Regions from separate parts of the Mus musculus genome. Here region 2 is linked to region 1. A link is a contact called in ENCODE Hi-C or POLR2A ChIA-PET data. All regions are on one chromosome and are shown on one strand. Each heading gives the region's core, a stretch centred on a gene start or an enhancer-like site at or near the end of the contact. The rest is flanking DNA. Distances are from core to core; before and after follow the strand shown. Region 1 holds the start of Dck (deoxycytidine kinase). Region 2 holds the start of Ankrd17 (ankyrin repeat domain 17).

What was found. A loop is a pair of places that touch in the nucleus more often than their neighbours do. ChIA-PET counts read pairs that join two places held with the same protein, here RNA polymerase II (POLR2A).
Region 2: a loop to region 1 is called in a map of v-Abl transformed pro-B cells, with 3 times the contacts of the local background. The contact joins the promoter of Ankrd17 here to the promoter of Dck in region 1. A Hi-C loop is called at or near these places in 1 of 37 maps with a recorded cell type or tissue (v-Abl transformed pro-B cells). POLR2A ChIA-PET finds 5 or more read pairs at or near these places in 1 of 5 experiments (Patski).

The regions. Positions count from the first base shown.
Region 1 is chr5:88,762,274-88,769,717 of GRCm38, forward strand. Dck (deoxycytidine kinase) reads left to right here and starts at 2,740. Exons shown (of 7, transcript NM_007832.4): 1 at 2,740-3,073; 2 at 7,331-7,444. The coding sequence starts at 2,983.
Region 2 is chr5:90,362,996-90,370,439 of GRCm38, forward strand. It overlaps Ankrd17 (ankyrin repeat domain 17), which reads right to left and starts at 3,190. Exons shown (of 34, transcript NM_030886.2): 1 at 2,672-3,190. The coding sequence starts at 3,052. Gm9958 (predicted gene 9958) reads left to right here and starts at 4,002. Exons shown (of 1, transcript NR_045618.1): 1 at 4,002-5,493.

The DNA of each region.
Region 1 (7,444 bases), core at 1,490-3,989:
TATATGCCTGCAGTTAAAACTAATGTTTTCTTTAGTGTGTACTATTGCAGTGAGAGAAAAAAAAAATGACAGCAAAATAATGTAATATTTATGGACCTTTCAACTGAACTAAGAAATGATCCATTTTATCTTTATTATAAATCATTAAATAATATTAGTAACATTAGAATAATATACCCTAAGATCTGAAGTTATAAAAGGAAATGTATATTCCAGAGTATTATTAAAGTATTATTTGGAGAATTTTATGTTACAGGAATTGTGCTTAGATCTTAAGGTTGAAATATTTTGAATAGTGGCTATTGTCAATCATAATGGACCACTGCCACACTACTCAGGAAGACATTTATGTGTGTGCAGGTCCACTTGTGTTAATAGACACAGAAGGGGGGCTGGAGAGATGGCTCAGTGGGTAAGAACACTAACTGCTCTTCAGAAGGTCCTGAGTTCAAATCCCAGTAGCCACATGGTGGCCACAACCATCTGTAATGAGATCTGACGCCCTCTTCTGGTGTGTCTGAAGACAGCTACAGTATACTCACATTTAAAAAAAAAAAAAAAAAGACACAGAAGCCAGGAGCCAAGCTGGAGCCCGACATGCGTGGGAGTGTGCGCACGTGCACACACACTCACACAGAGTTTTATGTGTATATGTGTGTGCCTGAGTGTACATATATGCACTGTGTGCATGCAGGAGCCTGTGGAGGTCAGAAGTGGCATTGGTCCTCTTGGAACTGGAGTTACAGGTGATTGTGAGCTGTTATATGGAAGCTGGCAATTGATCCTGGGTCCTCTACAAGGGCAGTCAGTGCTCTTAATCCCTGAGCCATCACTCCAGTGTCTTAATTGAAAGTATATTTTTTCATATAATATATTCTGATTATGGATTCCCTTCCCCAACTCCTTCCAGATCCTGTCTTTCCGCCCTACCCATATCCAGAGTCTTACTATCATCAGCATACAAGCAACATCTGCAAATAGTAATGAAATAAGAGAAAATTAAAAACAATCAGAGTAGGCTGAAGCCAACAAACTACTAGGAGAAAACCAAAGAAAAGGCACAAGAAACACAGACAGACAGAGACATACATTAGCACACAGAGAAATTCCGTAAAAACGACACTGGAAGTAGTAAGATAAATAAGAAGGACCAGTAAGGGGGAAAATGTATAATGACAAAACTAATACCCAGACAAAACATTAAGTTCTGGAGCCAGGGATCTCTAGAACTGCCACTGAGTTGGTTTTGTGTTGGCCATCTATGCTGCTGGGCATGGCATCTCTCCTTAAGAGTGGTTTGTATTCCCAGTGAGAGTATGTTAGGGAAAACTAATTTTTTCATTTACAAGCAGTTTTCAATTGGAATAACTTCTGGGCTAGGGTCAGAGCCATGTGTCCACTTTTTCAGCTCTAGGACCCCAACTGGCTTAGCTTTATGCAGGGAACATGCATGCTGCCTCACTGTGAATTCATGTGTGTGTTGGTCATGGTGGGTTTAGAAGGCCTTGTGTCCTTGGTGTCCTCCATTGCCTCTGACTCCTAGACTTTCCCCATCGTTTTCCATAAGGTTCCCAGAGCCCTGAGGAGAGGGCTTTGGTGGAGACATCCCATTTAAAGCAGAGTATGCCAAGGTCTCCCTCTCTGCACTTTATGCCTTTGTGGGTTTGGTTCTGCAGAAAGAAGCATCTCTGATGCTGGCTACAAGAGATACTGACCTATAGGATATCACTAGGTATCATTTTATTGTTCAGTTATTGTAGCAGAACAGTATTTGGATTGCCACCTGAGCAGTGTCAGATATGTGTTACATCTCATGGAGTGGGCCTTAAATCCAGCCAGTCCAACAACTCACTTTAATACCTGCTCCTTTTTTTGTAGAAGTCGTCATTTCTCCGCTGCTAGGTCCATTTTTAGGACATATTTTAGGTCAAATGATAGTTACACGCTAAAAAAAAAATAAGTTCCTTTGTTTTTGTAGATAATTTGAATCTGACTTCCAGATGGGTAATCTTTTTACCAGGTCTATACCCTGATTAAATAGCACCTCTCTCTAGCTCAACCTAGCAGAATGCTGTGTGTGTGTGTGTGTGTGCAGAGTACATCTCTATGTATAAACATGTGTATATGACTTTAAACATTAATTACATGTTAGGCCATGGACATGCAATGTTAAGTCATAGCCATGCTGCTGAGAAACATACCTAGTGTTAGGTAACTTTATAAACAGCACGGTGTAGCATGCAAATTAAAGTGGAGACCTTGGGTGTTATGATGCCAGTTTCCAGTCTCACTTCTGGTCCCAGACTTTAAACCAGTAGCCACTCCCTCCCTTCCTTTCATTCTAGGCACTATCCTGTATGGTGGATGGTACTAGATCGCTGGTTAACGAAATAACTCTTAAGACAGTGACGGACAGCTACACGTTTTCTGTGAGAGACACCTACTGAGGCTCTTAGTTTGAAATTACTAGTTCTTACTTTTCTTCCCGGAAAAGTTCAAACCACGAAGCCTGACAGGATCCCAAAGGGCTGGTCCAGAAAAGCCTGACCCTACTCTTCCCTAGGCGCTTCGCTCAAGCTCCGCCCCTGCCCTCGAATGAGCTCATTGCGCAAGGCCCGCCCCCCGCCCTCCCACTGCTCATCCCGCAGGCCCCGCCCCCTCCGGCTCACAGCTCGTCGCGCACGGTCAGTCGCCCGGCTCTCTCAGGGTTCTCCTCACAAGCCCCGCCCCCTACCCTGCGCTCCTGGGACGCCCGGCCCGCCCGGAGGAACCACAGACATGCAGATCCCGCGAGGGCGAGGCGTATAGGGTGGGAGTCGGGGCCGTCAGGGCGGGTTCTCCACGGTCTGCCCAATCGCCTGCGCCTCCGCGCGCCAAAGTCAAAGTGCGGGTCCCGCCGGCGCGAGATTGACGCTGCAACCCGGAGCCGCCCGTGCCGCCGTGTCCCTGCAGGTTCCGCACCCGAGCCGTCTGGAGCTAGGCATGGCCACCCCACCTAAGAGGTTCTGCCCTTCTCCCTCGACCAGCTCCGAGGGGACCCGCATCAAGAAGATCTCCATCGAGGGGAACATCGGTAAGGTGTCCCCGGTGCGGTGCTGTGCTGGTGCCCCAGGATCCTTCCCTGCTGCCCTGCTCGCGCCGGCGCGGTGGCTCGTCTGGCCCGGCGCCAGCGGGGGCTTTGTGAGGCGCGCTCTGGACCAGTGTGCACCCTTTGTTGGGAACTGTTTTTTCTTGAGATGTAACTTAGGTATGCGAACCCCTTTTTAGGTGTGCTCTTCAGGTAGGCTTCACTGACTTGCGGTTTTACCGCAAAATTGAGACCGTTTTCATCATTTACATCCCCAGTTCCCTTTGCGCTTCTTTGTAGTCAGCTCTTTCTCCCTTCCCATCCCCTTACAAGCCCTGACCTGCTTCTGTTTTAATCCCTGCCAGTTTTGTTTTCCCATGATGTCCTAAACAAAACCAGAGTGTCTTGTTTTCTGTGTCTTGCTTAGTATACTAGAGTGCCTTTAAAACTCACCCATGCTGTTTATTTCTGCAGAACTTTATTTCTTGTTCTGTTTTTTTTTTTTTTTTTGAGACGGTCTCACTTTTGAGACCTGCCTGTCTTGGAACTCACAATGTTGGCCTTGAACTCTCTAGCGATTCGCCTGCCTCTGCCTCCTGTGTGCTGGAATTAAAAGAATACACCACCACGCCTGGCCCAGTGTAATACTTTAAAAAAAAAAAAAAAAAGAAAGTAATATTACAATGAGTGGTATATAGCACATCTTTGTTGTCACCATTTGGGTTGGCGTTTGTAGCAATCCCTAACACTACGCTACACATATGAGGAAAGCAGGTAATGAGTTTGATAGTGTGCAATGTTTTATTCCCTTTCCCACGTACAGGTAAGCACTGAGTTTTGGCTTAAAGACTCTTAGAGTTTCTGCCCTTAACCTTACTGGGGGAGCTACACTGTGCATGTCATTTTGCAAGGTGAGCTTGAATTGCCCATTCTTTTACATTTCCTACCACTGGGAACCAACCGACGCTTCCTGTTTTGGCACAGCTGTTAGGTTTGTGCCTGCAGGTTGAGTACTGACTATTCATGTATGCAGCGGATGTTTTCAGTTTTGCCACCTTCAAAGCACCATCTCTTTGAGAAAGAAGGTCAGCAGATGTAAGCTTCAAGAGAGCCGAGCTGAGACACAAAGAGGGCAAGTTTTCCTTGCTCCACACTTCTGTGGCCGAGATCCTCCTTTCTTATAAGTTCTTTGCGATGCCATGTTTATTAGTAAGAATCCTCAGGGCGTCTTAGTGGATGAAGATGACCATATGAATGATGGGAGAAAGTGTTCAGTAAAGTCATCTTCAGGGTAAATTCCAATGGACAGATCATAATGGATTATCTCCCTTCTCTCAAGCTCATGTAGGCAACATACATCTAGTCTTCCATCTCCTTTCCTTCGTACTGCTTTAATCTTCCCAGCACTGGAAAAAATTGTGAGTGGGCCGCTCCGTCTCCTGCTTCTCTGCATCCAGAGCTATCTTTCCACATACAGATTCAGTAGTGCCATCCATGCCTGCCATCCCTCTCTGACCCCCAACTGCACTGGAAAGATTAGGAAAGATTGCTTACTAGCAGTTAACAAGTTTCCCTTAAGCATCTAGATCTTTTCATTGACCAAAAAAAAAAAAAAAATTCTGAAGCTTTGGCAAGCACTAGGCATGCAGGTCAATTTGGGGAAGTGCCATTTAGATTAAGGCTTGTCACTGTATTGCTCTTGTATAGTTGTTTACATCACCTTATCTCATCTGTCAGGTCCAAATAACCTGTTACTGTAAAAATTACGCAATCTGCGAAGACTAGTTCGTAATTCTTAGGTTCTTCCTAAAATTTGAGGTTTGCTTGGTCATTTTTAGTTGCATAGTTACGTAACCTGTTGTCTCATGTTCTGGGTTGCAGAGCTATTCCCTAGGTTAGATTTGCGGAGGCTCATTTCAGTGTGTTCAGAATGACTTAGAATGGTGATGCACGTTCATCGTTAGGGACTCTGCTAGTTAACCGTGACTTTCTAGTTGTGGTTTGTGTTTTGTTTCAGACAGGGTTTCACTCTACAGTCCTGACTGGCCTGGAACTTGCTGTGTGTAGACCAGGCTGGCCCTCAGTCTCACAGAGTTTTTTTTCTACCTGCTTTTGGGTGCTTGGGATCAAAGCCTTGTATACCACCTCTCTAACTGCGCCTTGTAAAACTATTCATGGGTAGTGTTCTTTCACCTTCATAGAATATTAGTTCACTAGCTCTTTTTCCAGCTCTGAGCTCCCTCCAAAAAGTTAAGAAAGGAGCTGGCAGTGACTATTCGGGGACTGCAGCTGACTGTGTTATGATTGCTCAGCTTGAAGTAAAATTTAACATTTTTTAGTTTTAAAGTCTGACTGTGTGAAGTGGGCTTGATGTGTTAGCCTTAAGAGCGTTTAGAGTCTTGACTAGTTTGAGATACTTGAGTGTTTCTTGTGTACCCTGAGTGTCATGTTCTTTTTTTTTTTGCCTAGTCCACTGAGCCATGCTCATTTCAATCATTGATCTAGATGCAATACTCTCTCTAAACTGAAGCCCTCCCACACAGAGTTTTAGTCACCAGGGTTCTCTCCACCAACTCAGGAGCCACCCAGTTCACGATTACATTGATTTCTTCTCTGGTTTGTACTAAATACACTTTCATGTTGTGCTCCTCACCTGCCCTGTCGCAGCATGGACCTCCCTTCCCTCTGCTCTGGACATGAGTCTGCTATTTTTTATGAGACAGGGTTTCTCTGTGTAGCCCTGGCTGTCCTGGAACTCACTCTGTCAACCAGGCAGGTCTCCAACTCAGAAATCCGCCTGCCTCTGCCTCCCGAGTGCTGGGATTAAAGGCATGCACCACCACTGCCCAGCAAGTATACTTTTCAAGTCAAAGGTAGCTAGCTCTTTTGTGCCAACCTTAATAAGAAGTCCATTTTATAAAGAAGAGGACACTTGACAAATATATTGAAGCTATATAGTCGTGGGGTATATGTGTGTGTGTATTTGGTAAGAGGTAGAGGAAGAAAGAACATGATACCGGCCAGTAATGCCTTGTATAACCACATTTGGTGACTTCTGATAGATAGGGCGTGGTGCTCTTTAGAAGGACTGCTACGCCCTCTTAAGACACAAAGTCCAGACTCTCTGGTAGAAAACAGTGAGTATAGAATGTCCTGATTACACATAAGCTCTTTTTGTTCTGTTCTTCCCTAGACATCTCAGAAATTAGTGAGCAATCGGGAAAAGGAAAACATAACCTTTTCTTTTTTTAACGGTTTGGTAGAGAGCACAGAACCATAAAAGTGAGGCAGATTTCTACAGCTTTTACTCCTAGGAAGTGCTTTGCAAGACTTAAAATAATTTCTGTTAGCTATAGGGCTTATTAGGGTCCGATGACAATAGTTAACCAGCTCTTAAGCATTGGGTGCATCTTCACATTGGTTTTTATAGATATTTCTAATTGGTTTATTAACTATTATTATGATTTTATTTTATTTTTGTTTTTTTGAGGCAGAGTTACTCTGTAGCCCTGGTTGTCCTCGGAGTTACTCTGTAGACCGGGAGATCCACCTGCCTCTGCCTCCCAAATGCTGGGATCAAAGGCATGTGCCACCATGCCTGTCTTATTGGTACTTTTCGTTGTTGTTGTATTAGGGTCTCTAGCTTCCTTTTCCCTTCTTTTTAAAAATTTGGGTGTTATTTTGCAGGGGTAGGGAGGCACGGTCTTGCTCTATAGTTAGTGCAGGCTGGCTTAGCACTCACTATGTAGGCCAGTTTGAACTTCATCTCATAGCAATCCTGCTGCCTAAGCCTTCTAAGTTCTGGGGTTATGGTTATGTGTTGTTACACCCGTATTTTGTTTTTAGAGATAGTGTCTCTCACTAAGTAGTCCAGGCTGGCCTGGAGTTCAGGATCCTTTTACTTTAGCCTGCTGAGTGCTATTCAGAAGTATGGTCACTCCCAATGAGCTCATTAGACTAAAAGTAGAGCTTGTTAGTAGAAAGGATGGTCTTGAAAATACAGAAGCCTGGATGGACTGTGTTAAATTTGACCAGGCGTTTAATTCTGTTCTGTGCCTTAGGTAAATTAAAATAATAACAAATTTGTTCTGCACATTTGTCTAGAGACTGTCATTAAGTTTTAAAAAGATGAAAGAGAAAGGTCTCAGTGTTTCTGCGCATGTGTTCTTCAGTATTAATTAGTCTTGTAAAAACTGATGATGGTTGGTTATAGTTTGCTTTTTTAACAACTTTTCTTAATCTTGTCTTTCTCTTGTACAACAGCTGCTGGGAAGTCAACGTTTGTGAATATCCTAAAGCAAGCCTCTGAGGATTGGGAAGTGGTTCCCGAGCCTGTGGCCAGGTGGTGCAACGTGCAGAGCACTCAAGAGGAATTTG
Region 2 (7,444 bases), core at 1,940-4,439, 1.6 Mb after region 1:
AAATCCATGTTCTCTCCCATTTTTCCTCTTTCACCAGACATAGGATGTCCAGCTAACATTTCTTTTTGTCATGTTGTCATCCTTCAACATCTTCAAGTGAGACACCGCAGAAGTATACACTTTCAGATGCTCTCCTAACCTTTTGATGATTTTTACAGGAGAATTAGTTCAAGGATCAGATTATCTGCATTTGTAAACTGTGTAGGCCAAAATAATTTTGGGGAAAAAAAAAGTACACTTCCCAAGTCCTGAAAATTAAACTTCTGAAGACATGTAAAGACAGTGAAAGAGAAAAGAAACTATTGCACAACCCAACCCGCCCACCTGACTCCAAGTTGCAGCACACAGCTCAGAGCTTCACCCCTTCACTCTGATCACAGCATGCAGGCCAGTCCTTTCTATCATGCCCATTTCTCATCATGTGTTACAGACATTTCTTTAATGGCTCAGCTTTCTTATTACATATATTTCACCCAACAAATGACAAACCTATTGCTTTACTTGTGAAGATGGCAGTGCAAAACACAGTAAGGATCAACACTGTCTTAGCTGGTCAAAGTACATATTGTACATATTCTCAGATGAAAAACTCAGACCTACAAAAGGAACATACCCACATGCTTCAAGCCATCTATACAACTTGAGGAAATATCAGGTCATGGACAAAACTACCTAGGGAGGTGCAGTTTGTAGCAGAATTCTTCTTTAAGTATTACATTAAGTATACGGCCTTGTTCCAAACCAGAGCTTAATGTTAGAAAACTTAAAATCTTACTACTGGTGGTTTACTCACAGTTGCTAAACCTGAAATTCAGCACCAGTTTTTGAAATAGGTCAGAAGGGAGACAAAATGTACAGATGTCACTGAGTCTCTAAAAACTTTGATTCCTACTTTTGCAACTATCAGACACTATCCTCCAGTATCCTTTAAACCTTGCTGCCCTTATTTTTAAAATAAAGAGGCTGAGCTGCAGAGGAAAAGTCTTTCCCACTTCTGAGAACTATAAAGCTGGCCAATTCTAAGTACCAAAACAGAAAAGGATTCCATCACGTCCTTCTCATCATTGTTTCAATATTAAAGTTTTGCTTTCTCTTTTGTGTTTGTTTGATTTAAGGGTGTCTAGGGCCTTAGGCCTGCTAGACACTAAGCCTTGCCTACATTGCTTACAATGAAGCCTGAGCAACACGCTGTCCAGAATCAATCAATAAGCAAGTACAAACTACCCATACACATTTACCACAATAGGCCCAATAGAAATAACAGAAGGGACAAGTTTGGAGGTATATATATTCCTACTCTTAGAACTTTTTTCTACGATGTAGCTTCATCTAAGGTTAGGGAAAAAATGTTTGTCTTATTGCTAACAGGTGAGCCTCAAGTCTCTTTCCAAGGTCTCTACATAAACAGAACCTGGATGGGAAAGAAGAAATCAAATTAACTCAAAAGCAGCCTTTTACCAGGCTCTAGTGTGGCACGCAGTATTTCTGGATAATTCAATTAGTCTTCTCTTTAGAATCAACTTTTACAGCTTCTTTCCCTCTGCTGCCTCGAGTTACTATTTCCTCCATATTTGGGTGTTTAAAGCTTCCATTTCCTAATATTGACAAAAGGGTTTGTTCTAAAAGAACTAACAACTGGTAGGTCATAGTTTGCTATCAGTATGGTTCATTAAGCTTTTGGGTTAAAAGGAATAAGGTCCTACAACGCCGCCTGTCTGTAGACCCAGGAAAAACTATAAGGAGTTATGAAACCAGATCACTAGAACATAAGGCCTCCCTATCCCAATCACAACCATGCCCGGGTGCAAAACAGACACTTCATCCCTGCTTACTTTACAATAGATAAATAAATAAAGTTAATTAAATAAAAGCGGGGTATGGTTTGATTATTTCTTATTAAGGGAGAACCCGATGGATTATTACACATACACGCAGAGCACCTAACAATTTTTACGTACTAAGTCACTTGTAAACGCATATGGAGGGATAGAAGATCGGCTCATCCATAAATCTTTCACAAATCGAGGAAGCGAAGAGTACTTCAGCAGCCACGAGTTTAGAGAGAGAGAGAGAGAGAGAGAGAGAGAAAGAGAAAAGAAAAAGCCCTGCAGCAAAACAGTATGGAAAAGTACAGCCTCTCACGTGTCTCTCCCAGATACAAATACTTAGCTCCGAGTCCATTACAATCTTACCGCCCCTCCACAACTGCTCCCGGCCACCTTCCACTGACAGAAAACTACCAAGCTCGCAGTCGGTCCCCCGGAGACTCTCCTACCTATTATCTTACCCCTCCCGCTTTAGCTCCGCCCCCGCCCCGGGAATGAGGTGGCCTTACTGGCCCCAGAGAGACCACCCTTCGGCCCCAAAGTGCCACCCGGGAATCCGACCAATCAATCCCTCCACCCTTCACCCTGCGAAGCAGCATCCTCGGCTAGCCAGCTTCTCGGCAACTCCGTGCACTCTCCGGTCCTCCCACCCCCACGTGTCAGCTACCCTCCCCCACGTCCCCACACCTCACGACTCAGGCCGAGCAAAGAAAGGGGGCAGCCGAAAGCCCGGTCCCTCAGGGCAGATCGTAAGCCCCGAGGGCTCGGTCCCACCGCGAGTCCCCTCCCACCTTAGGCCCTCCACGGTCCCTTCCGCCCTCCTCGAGGTGAAACCAGGCCCTTGCCTCAGAAACCTCCTCTTCCTCGTCGTCGTCGTCCTCCTCTTCCTCGCTGTTGTTGCTGCTGGTGCCGCCGCCTCCTCCTCCTCCTCCACCGCCACCGCCGCCGCTGTTGTCGCTGTCGCTGCTGCTTTCGCTGCTGCTCGGGGGTCGGCAAGTCCGGTTCCGCTTGGCCTTGTGGTGCGGCGGCTGCTGCTGCTGCTGTTGCTGCGGTGGCTTCTTCTTCAGGAGCAGGTCGCAGACTCGCACCATCCCACGAGGAGAAGAGGCCGGGCGAGCCCCGCCGCCGACCTCCGCCGCCGCCGCCGCGGGGGGGGCCGCCACTGCCGCCGCCGCCGGGGGACTCCCTTCTCCCTCAGCCGCCGCCGGAACCGTCGCCTTCTCCATCCCCGCGGGAAGAGGGGGTGGGGGACGCGGACGGGGGAGGGGCGTGGGGGGGCTCCGCTCTACCGCGACTTCGGTCGCGCCGGGGCCGACACAGCGCTCCGGGCCGCCGCCGCCGCCACCGCCTCGGTCACCTCTACTGCCGCCGCCGCCGCCGCCGCTCCGCCAGCTCTCACCTCGTCTCGCGATACTAAGGGCGGGGAGCTTGGCGGAGGGAGGGAGAGAGGGAGGGAGGGAAGGGAGGGAGGGAGAGAGAGCGGGAGGGCTGAGGGGGGGCGAGGCGGAGCGCGAACGCCGTGCCCGGGAAAGCCGAGCAGGCGTCCGGAAGGAGCCGCCGGGGGAGTGCGCCTGGAGTGGCTTCCTCTGGGGAGACCGAGTCTGAGCGGGGACCGCAAGCAGGGACCGCGGGCGGGCGGGCGGGCGAGCGAATGAACGAGCGAGCGAGCAAGCGGGCGGGCGAACGAGCGCCTGGGTGGCTTGTCTTCTCCGCGCTACTTCCCCCACACACACAGCCCTGCAGCCCTCCCTCCTTCCTTCCTGGCTTCGTATTAGAACGCAGCCGCAGGCGGAAGCGCGGGTGACGCCATCAGCCGGCGCCGCGGCGGCCGCGCGAGCGCGGAGCCCTGCCTGCCTCTCCCAAGTGCAGACTCCAGGGCCGGGGAGTGGGCTCCCCCGCGAGCGAGCGAGCGATCGAGCGTGCGTGCGTGGGCGCAGGGAAGCAGAGGCAGTGGGATGGCGAGCAGTGGGGCCCGGGCTAAGTCGGGGGCGAGCGCAGAAGCGCGGGGGAAGCTGGGCGAGCGCGAGGCCTGGCCCCTCAGATCCGGGAGGTGGGGCCTCGCCCCGGACCTCCTGGATGGACTTTTCCTGCCTGGCCATTTTCTCCACCGCCTAAGCCAGAGAGCATTGGATCTTCCGAGAGAACTTCGTGAGAGGAGAGAGACTGAAGTCAGGTCCAAAAGAAAACTGTTTCCCCTCCACCATCCCTTGGAGCGATCACGTCCTCACTTAGAAAACTCTTGTCCGAGTTTGAGTCTCGGGTCCTAGGCTTCCTAAATCTGACTATTTTGTACACCTTTGTAATGTGCAGGAACGGAATCTAGTGATTTTTAAGACTATACACTTCCGAAGAGGTGGGTGTGGGAGCTGGGCCATCATCGTATGCATTTCTCGGTCTGGATTCTGAGATCATTTTGAGTACTTAGAAAACTTGCAGACCGATTGAAATGTAGCTTTCTTCTTCAAACAGACGTCTCCAGTGTAGCCCAGGCTAGCCTTGAACTGGCGATCTTCCTGAGATTATATGGGTCTGTACACCACCGTGTCATGTTTATGTAGCTTATTGAACTCAGAATTAGCCATTTCTGGGCTAGTACGAGTAGTGACATAAGGAAAATAAAGCAAACATCAAAGACAGATGTACTGGCACAAGATAAAAAAGTCCCTCAACTGACAAAGTTACCATTTTAAGACTTCTAAGTTTAGCTGAGTGCCTGATTTATTTTATTTATTTTTTAATTTTTTTTTTTTTTTGCATTTTCTTTTTAGTACTGGCATACCATATGAAATGTGGGCAGTTGCCAGTACACTACGGAGTACCACAGACGAATTGGTGATGACTAAATCAATTCATTGAGGCAAAACTTCATGTGTCTACTGTGTGTGTTATCTCTGAAATCAGAGTCTGTGTTTCCAGGGGCTTCTCTGTGTGTAATAGTAAATATACAAAATGCTAAACATCTGCCTAAAGCTGAGTTCCAGTATACAACATAATACAGAACACTATTGTGTATCTGATAGCCATGGATTTGGACTGTATGGTTTCAGCGGGATCTTGTCCATTTTCTGTATTCTTCAGCACCTTTGTCTCACTTTCCACCTCCATACCTTTTGCAATCTTTGAGTGCCAGCCCCGTTTTATTATACGACTGACTAACAGTTTCACAAGAAGACTGAGGCCATTGACTGCAAATTCCTTCAATTTTCCAAATGCTAGAGATGGGCTGATCTTTTCTCAGTATGGAGAGAATGACAGAACTCCTTGCCCTCATGCAAGGTCAGTCAACTCTCCAACTATATTCTGGTTTCAGTGTCTCTCTTTGGCCTGTTTTTTGTTTTTCTGATTTCAGTCCTTCACAAAGTTTGGCTCCCTTTTGTAACTTACTCAGGTTCATTCCTTCATAGTTGTACATTATGTATGAAATGCAACTTCGTTATTTGGAAAAAGTTCTTGCTTTGCTGTATAGAAATGAAAGATAATCTTTGGGGGTTTGTCAGGTAAATCCAAACTATTAGGATAGTCAAGTCCCCTGGAATGATTTGTATCTATTTTTGAATATATTTTACTTAGTAAATTTTTACATATTTTCTCCCTTTGTCAGCCTTGTAGCCAAAACTGGCTGGCCATGTATTAGGCACACCAATAAACTAAACCTCATGTGTTTTCATGTGATTGTGTCCAGGTGATTGAATTCTAGGAAATAAAGTGCGTGTTGGTAGTATGCTCAGTTTCAGGCCAAATGGGAGTCCTACTGAATTCATGTTCCACCCTCTTGATACCAGTGAAATGCCATGTGATCTTGAAACTATTTGTTGCTGTTATCAGAATCTGAAGAGAGAGTTTGAGAGGCTGATCCTGTCTCAACATCCCAAGTGCTCAGATTGCAGACGTGAACCACCACACACAGCTTCAGATTACATTTTGACTCCCTAACTTTACCTGGTGCTTCAAGTATTAAACATCTATTATTAAAGTTTCCAAGAGAGTCCCAGTATAAGAATTCCCTTCTGTTGCCTAATTTCCAAGTAGTTGGGCGGGGGTGGGGGAGAGTACAAATGAAGGCCAAAAATATCACCATATTAATGATAGGAGGAAATTGCCTGAGGTAGCATATTCATCACCAATAAGGATATAAAAGCAGGGCTGAGAGGTGGCTCAGTAGTTAAGAGCACATACTGCTCTTATACAGAAACTGAAGTTCAATTCCCAGTGCCCATGTTAGGTGGCTCATGACCACCTGTAATTACAAACACCTCTGGAAAAAGGCAGAAACAACTAAAAATAAGTCTTAAAACATTCAAATAATTACATATATATGAAAACTGAATATATATACATACATATGTATGTGTATATATATGTGTGTGTGTATGTGCGTGTATATATACATATATGTGTATATATTCAAGTATGTTGCCTCCAAAACTGAGGGAAATTTATATTTCCAGTCCCCAGCAATGCTTGACAAAGACAGCATGGAGGAATGAAAGAATTTGATCTCTGGACAGCCTTATTATGTGATTAGAAACAGCTTAAATCACACATTCTTCACAGATTTATTAATTATTCTACTCACTTGCCTCTGCAAATGTAGAAAAAGACCAGGAATGAATCATGGTTCTTTTACAGAAAGCAAGATCTCAACGAGGTTTCCCACCAGTATCATTGACCATTTTCATTTCCCATCATAAACATTGGGCTATTTATCTCTCTAATCACTCTTACTAAGTGTTTCATACATCTTTCTTCTGCCTGGGTCAGGGCTCACACTTCAGGAGTTCCACATCAGTCCACACCTTTTCCCTAACTTTTATTTTGCTTCTATATTTTCAGTTCCACCAACCATGCTTAAGGCTAACATGCAGCCTTTATTCCTAACTTCATTAAGATCCAGAACTACCAGTGGATACTAGAATGTGTAAGCCAATATTTTTCTGAGCTTTCAGTATAATCTAAGCATACTCAAGGTTACTAAGTCATACCCACCCTGTCCTAGCTAGTTTTATTGTCAGCTTGACACAAGCTAGAGTCAGAGACGAGGGATCCTCAACTAAGAAAATGTCTGCATAAGATCTGACTGTTAGGCATTTTCTTAACTAGTGATGGGTGGTGATGCCCCTGAGCTGGTGGTTGTGGGTTCCAGAAGAAAGCAGGCTGAGGAAGCCATGGAAGCAAGCCAGTAAGCAGCACCCTTCCATGGCTTCTGCATCAGCTCCCTCCTCCAGGTTCCTGGCCTGCTTGAGTTCCTGTCCTGACTTCTCTCAGTGATGAATTGTGTTGTAGAAGTGTAAGCTAAATAAACCCTCTCTTTCCCAGGTTTCTTTGCCCATAATGCTACATCACAGCAATAGAAACCTTTTTTTTTTTTCATTGTTAATTAGCCTTTTTGTTGTTGGGGTTTTGTTTTGTTTTAACTGAAGGTCCTTACTGGTCCTGCTTCCCCTGTGAATGGCCAAAATCAAGGGAAAGGGGAGGGCAGCCAGCTGGTGCAGGGAGGGTCATAGACAAGCACCAAGTCACTATTGTGGTTAGAAGTTGGCAGCATGGGATGGGGAGGGATGAAGAGTAGGGGTGTCATTAAAGAAAAAATGCAGGCTCCCCCCAAACTGAGTGCCTAG